2 separate regions of the Homo sapiens genome follow, and region 2 is linked to region 1. The links are chromatin contacts, found by Hi-C or POLR2A ChIA-PET in ENCODE. All regions are on one chromosome and are shown on one strand. The core of a region is the stretch at or near the end of the contact, and the rest is flanking DNA. Distances in the headings are between cores, read along the strand shown.

What was found. A loop is a pair of places that touch in the nucleus more often than their neighbours do. ChIA-PET counts read pairs that join two places held with the same protein, here RNA polymerase II (POLR2A).
Region 2: a loop to region 1 is called in a map of breast epithelium, with 32 times the contacts of the local background. The contact joins the promoter of CTXN1 here to the enhancer-like site in region 1. A Hi-C loop is called at or near these places in 1 of 168 maps with a recorded cell type or tissue (breast epithelium). POLR2A ChIA-PET finds 5 or more read pairs at or near these places in 1 of 52 experiments (A549).

What each region holds. Positions count from the first base shown.
Region 1 is chr19:4,706,726-4,709,447 of GRCh38, forward strand. The region is part of intron 4 of DPP9 (dipeptidyl peptidase 9); the gene reads right to left. Among named protein-coding and RNA genes, the nearest start is that of DPP9, 16 kb to the right of the region's middle. Within about 2 kb of position 1,431, at least 13 of the 41 ENCODE cell types and tissues checked have a DNase peak (open chromatin) inside an H3K27ac peak, as active enhancers do; they include breast epithelium, where a contact is called at or near this core.
Region 2 is chr19:7,924,552-7,927,502 of GRCh38, forward strand. CTXN1 (cortexin 1) reads right to left here and starts at 1,584. Exons shown (of 2, transcript NM_206833.4): 1 at 1,416-1,584; 2 at 1-1,007. The coding sequence starts at 987. The coding sequence ends at 739. TIMM44 (translocase of inner mitochondrial membrane 44) reads right to left here. Exons shown (of 13, transcript NM_006351.4): 13 at 2,167-2,755. The coding sequence ends at 2,636. LOC124904629 (a long non-coding RNA gene) reads left to right here and starts at 854. Exons shown (of 2, transcript XR_007067120.1): 1 at 854-1,285; 2 at 2,022-2,259. RefSeq lists silencers at 879-968, 1,499-1,768 and an enhancer at 2,265-2,951.

The DNA of each region.
Region 1 (2,722 bases), core at 181-2,680:
GAATCACTTGAACCTGGGAGGCAGAGGTTGCAGTGAGCCGAGATTGCGCCACTGTAGTCCAGCCTGGGTAACAGAGCAAGATTTTGTCTCAAAAAAGGGAATGGGGAAGCGTGCACCTGGTCCAGTATTTCCCAACCTCGCCCCTAATTACATTCGGGCCTGGACCATCCTCCGGGGTGGGGCTGTCCTGACCACTGCGAGGCGCTGAGCAGCATCCCTGTCCTCCGCCCACTCCATGCCAGGGGCACCCCACAGTCGTGACAACCACACATATCCCCAGGCATCTCCCAGTGTCCCCTGCAGGGGCAGAATCACCCCGACCTCAAACCACTGATTTAATCGAAGCTTCTGTAGAAAATGACGGTAGTGAGAGCTGCCAAGCGAGGGTTTTGGGTGGATTACATGAGGTAAGAAACGTAAAGCTCTCGGCACAATGTGTGTGACCCTCTGTGAAATCAGCGTATTTCATCAGTAAGCCGCGGCTTTCCACCTACGCATGTCTCTGGGCTTGGGATGGGTCTTACTGCGGAAGGCGCAATCAGGTCCTTAGTGGCAAATAAAATAACTGTGTATTTTCCAAATGGTCATGTCTTAGATCTGCTGGATGACAGTACAATTGTCATTAGAAAAGGGAATGGCAGAAGCAGGATGGTAACCCCTGGGAAGCCTCGGTTTCCCCTCTCCATGCGACACCACTGAAAAACCGGGACAGGGCTCCTCCAAGCATAAAGCTGTCCAGTAGCCCACAAACGTGACATGACTAACGACAAGTCACAGACAGCCCGGTGCCCTGGCCCCTCCTTGCTCTACTTTCAACCCTGAGTTTCTCCAGGACGAAGCCTCGGATTGGTGCTGTCCTGTCCTCTTTTCAGGACCTCCTCATACTCGCTTTTTTTTTTTTTTTTTTTTTTTTTTTCTGAGACACAGTCTCGCTCTGTCGCCCAGACTGGAGTGCAGTGGCACGATGTTGGCTCACTGCAGCCTCTGCCTCCCAGGTTCAAGCAATTCTCCTGCCTCAGCCTCCAGAGTAGCTGGGATTACAGGCGCCCACCACCACACCCGGCTAATTTTTGTATTTTTAGTAGAGATGGGGTTTTACCATGTTGGCCAGGATGGTCTCGAACTCCTGACCTCAGGTGATCTGCCCACCTTGGCCTCCCAAAATGCTGGGATAACAGGCATGAGCCACCACACCCGGCCCTTGCTTGCTTTTAAGAGGAGAACAGGAAGGCCACAAGCTCGCCGCCTCTGGGATTAGTGCTTAATTAGTAATATCTGTGCCATTTTTATTTCTTGTTACAGGCAGCCGCAGGGTCCTCCAGTTCCTCCTGCTTGCTTTCTGTGTCCTGACTGAAAATCACAGACTGCCCTGACCTCTGTGGCTCAGCCAGCTGCAGGTTTTTCCCTACAGGCTTGAACCAGAGCCTAGAACATTCCCAGGCACTGATAAATACCGAAAGCCAGCCCAGGCCCTGAGCCAAAATCCTTAAACCCTCACATAAACTCCATACCCTGACCCCCTTGCCGAGGACACACCTGGCTGTAGAACACGCCTTTTCTCTGATGCCCATTGCAAGGACACTGAAGCCCACCCTGCACCGAAGACCCCCTGGAAAATGCTTTGGACTCATCCCCCTGGCATTTAGGGTTCCTTTCTTTGGAATCCCAACCAGCCCCATCTGGGGACGGTTCAGGGCACTCCCTTGTGGGAACTCCTCTGCTGCTGCTTTTGGGGTGACTGTAGCTGTGGGTTCAGTGGGATGAAACAGAATCTTCTCACTATTCACAACAGCAAAGACATGGAATCAGCCTAAATCCATCAACGGTAGACTGGATAAAGAAAATGTAGTACATATACACCACGGAGTACTCTGCAGCCATAAAAAAGAATGAGATCATGTCCTTTGCAGGGACATAGATGGAGCAGGAGACCATTATCCTTAGAAAAGTAATGCAGGAACAGAAAACCAAATACCACATGTTCTCACTTTATAAGTGGGAGTTAAATGATGAGAACACATGGACACATAGAGCAGAACAGACACTGGGGCCTATTGGAGGGTGGAGGGTGGAGGGGGAGCAGCAGACAAAATAACTATCGGGTACTAGCCTGGGTGATGAAATAATTTATACAACAAACCCCCGTGACACAAGTTTACCCAAAGAACAAACCGGCACATGTGCCCTTGAACCTAAAAGTTTGTTTTCTTGAGAGAGAGTCTCGCACTGTCACCCAGGCTGGAGTGCAATGGTGCAATCTTGGCTCGCTGCAACCTCCACCTCCTGGGTTCATGCGACTCTCCTGCCTCAGCCTCCCGAGTAGCTGGGATTACAGGAGCACAACACCACACCCGGCTAATTTTTTGTAGTTTTAGTAGAGACAGGGGTTTCACTATGTTAGCCAGACTGGTCTTGAAATTCTGACCTCGTGATCTGCCTGCCTCGGCCTCCCAAAGTGCTGGGATTACAGGCGTGAGCCACCACACCCGGCCAGTTGTTTGTTTGTTTTTTTTTTTAAAGAAAGAAACAGCAACTTCTAGTTGTGGCAAGGAACACAGGTTTCCCACGCATGAGGAAGCGCGCTTGTGAAGTACAGTAGTGACGGAAGGATGTACTTAAAGAAAAAGATTAGATTAACAGGGTTCCTTTTAAAGTGTATTTATGAAAAATGCAAAGTTCAGTGAGATGTGTGTGGGAAGGAGAAAAATCGTGCGGAGACTCA
Region 2 (2,951 bases), core at 334-2,833, 3.2 Mb after region 1:
GAACGGCATGGGAGGGCTGCGGGAGGCACGGCAGGGGGGTCAGGGGCAAGTGGCAGGAGGGCGGATGGGGGGCAGCGGTGGGCACCGGGGCAGGGCGCGCTGACCTGTCCTGGGGCCCGGGTTGGGGGCAGAAATGAGCCTGCCCACGCTGTCCCGCCACGGCAGGCGCCACGCATCCTCGACACAGCCGCCATGGCAGGCCTTCGGGCTCCGTCTCCGGGACAGGCGGTGCAGGGCAAATTGGTATGCAGCGTCCGCCCCGTGGGCCCGGGAGAGCCTGCCCCGCAGGGACCAGAGCCCAAGGACGGGCTCAACACTCAGTCAAGGTGGGGTTGACGACGGCCAGACAACAGGGGAGGGAGGAGGGACAAGGGGGTCCCCACTTCCAGGGACGCACAATAGCAGAGCCACTTACACGCTGGGGAGGGGGCGGTGCGGGGGTCCTCCTCCCGCCCGGGATTCAGAGTCGGGGGTGGGGGCCAGCCGGGCGGGTGAGATGCGCAGAGAGGAAGGGACAGGGCGGATAAAGGCACGAGGTGGGGCTCCGGCCAGGCCAGGAAGGGACATGGGAGGGGTCTCGAGGGGGAGGGGCTGGGCTTCTCCCAACTCCCTCCCCCTCTCCCCCGGGCTGGGGGCTCCGGGGCGGGATCCTGAGCGCAGTCCTGGCCCCGCGGCGCCCCCCGCCGGGCCGGCCCTCTGAGACCCCGGCGCAGGGCCGGCTAGGGGGCGCCGCGCCCCTCACACCAACGCGTAGTCGAACTGCCCGCGCTCGAGCGCCTCCTTGTGGTCGGTCCAGGACGAGGCGGGCATGCGGCTGTAGGGGTCGAGCAGGATGCGCACGCAGCGCACCATCAACAGCACCAGCACCACGAGCAGGCAGAGCACGAAGGCGAACACCGTGCGCTGCTCCGCGTCCAGGCCCGCGCCCACCGGGGGCCCCGTCGACGGCGGCAGGGGCTCCGGCGACAGCGTCCACGTCGCGCTCATGGCTCACATCGCCGCGCGCCCTGCGGAGGAGGGGACCCGCCCCGGGCGCCGGGGATGAGGCTGCGCCCTCCCTCCCGCGCCTCCTCCGCTTCGCCCCCTCCTGCCGCCGCCGCCGCCGCCTCCCTTAACGTGCCCGACCCCATCCCCCGCCCGCGCCTCGGTCCCCGGGCTACGCCCATGCCCGGCCCGCCGGATCGCCGCCACCACCACGCGGGGACCCAACTCTGGCCGTGCGCGCAGGTGGGGGCGCTGAGAGCCGGGAAACGGAGCCGCGCCCGGCCTGGGCCGCACACAACAGGTGCGAAAGCGCGGCCGCGGCCCGGGCGCGCGGCGTGGGGACGGTCCCCGCGGCCCCTGCCCCCGCTCCCTTTGTTCTCGGCGGCCTGGGACCCCCTCCCCCACCGCCCCCGCCCCGGCGCGCCCCTCACCCTGGCTTCGACCCGGACGGGGACCGACCGCCCGGCGGCCGCGCTCTCTCAGGGACCCGCGCCGGCTGCGCGTTCGGCCTCTCCCCGGCGGCGGCGGCGGCGGCCCGGGCTCCGGCTCAGCCCACCCCACCCGCCCCTGGAGCGGCGGAGACCGAGGCAGGCAAGCAGCGCGCGAGCCGGGCCGCCGCGGCTGTTCCTATGGCGACGGGGGCGGGGCCGCCGCGGGGGGCGGGGCTGCAGGGGGCGGAGGCTGCGCAGGGAGCGGCGCGCGAGCCAGCGACCCCGCCCGGGCCTGCGGGAGGACGGAACCCCAGCCCCGAGGACCCGCGAGCACCCACGACCTCGCCGGGGAGTGGGCAGCTGCCACTCCCACCTCCCCTGGCACTTCGGGCCCCCCAGCCTGCCCTGTGCCTGCATTCTCCTCCGCGATAGACCCCACTCGAGACTCCCTGTTTGTGGGGGGACCTCAGTGGCCCTAAAACACTCATATGGGCACTCAAGCTCCCCCGGCCCTGGGGACCTCAATTCTCAGAGAGCTCAGGCAGGTCACTGGGATGAGTAAGTCCCCCTAGTTTTGTCTGTCACTGGCCTCGTCTTCCAACTCAGGGTCCAGCCCTGGGCAAGGCGTCCACCCACTGCGGCTGCAGTTCCTCACTCGACCTTGACCGCCTCCCACAGCAGCCGCCTGCTCCCACCCCCACCATCGCCTCGGCCACTCCCGCGCCAGAGAAGACACTTCAGACTCCGTAGCTGCTCTTCTGCAATTCGGTGTTTTATTCTTTCCAAATCTCAGGCTTATGCACAAGATGGAAGAGCACTGTTAAAATTAAAAAATGGACCTAAAGTGGCTTGGCTGACGTGGCTAGCGGGCCACTGAGCCGCGGGTCCCGGGTCCCACCCTGCTGTGGGGGGAGTCCCTGGGCCCTGGGGCCTCTTGGCACTGTGTGACCTGTGTGCACCCCAGGTGACCAGGCGCCGGGACCCCTGCAGGGCAGAGCAACAGGGCAGGGGTTGGCCCTGCGGGGGAGTGTCTCCAGCTGCCGCGCACCCGCAACAGCCCGTTGTCCCCTCCCGGGCCAGCTGGTCTTGCAGCCGTCCTGGCAGAGCTGGGGGCAGAGCCCGCAGTCTTGTTCCCAGAGGTCTGGAGTTGCCGCAGGTGGTGTTGCGGTGCCTCTGTGCCTGATGACCCAGGCCGGGGCTACCTGGCTCCGGCACCACACTCAGAGAATCTGCTCGGTGCTGGAGGCCGAGATGTCCAGGAGCCGCCAGGCCGCGTAGGGGTTGAGCTCGTCCTGGTCTCGGCAGAGCGCCCACACGTACAGCATCCGCAGCACCTTGTCCTGCAGGGTGGGGTGGGAAGGGCACTGTTGAGAGGGTTGAGGTGACCCAGGCAGCTCTGGGGGGGGGCCAGGCTCTGTGGGGCAGGAGCCACCGGCAACTTCCCCAGGGGCTGGGAGCAGAGGCCAGCACAATTGCCTAGACTCAGGAACCACTCAGCCTTGGTAAAAACAGACAGGTCTGCTGGTCTCCGACCTC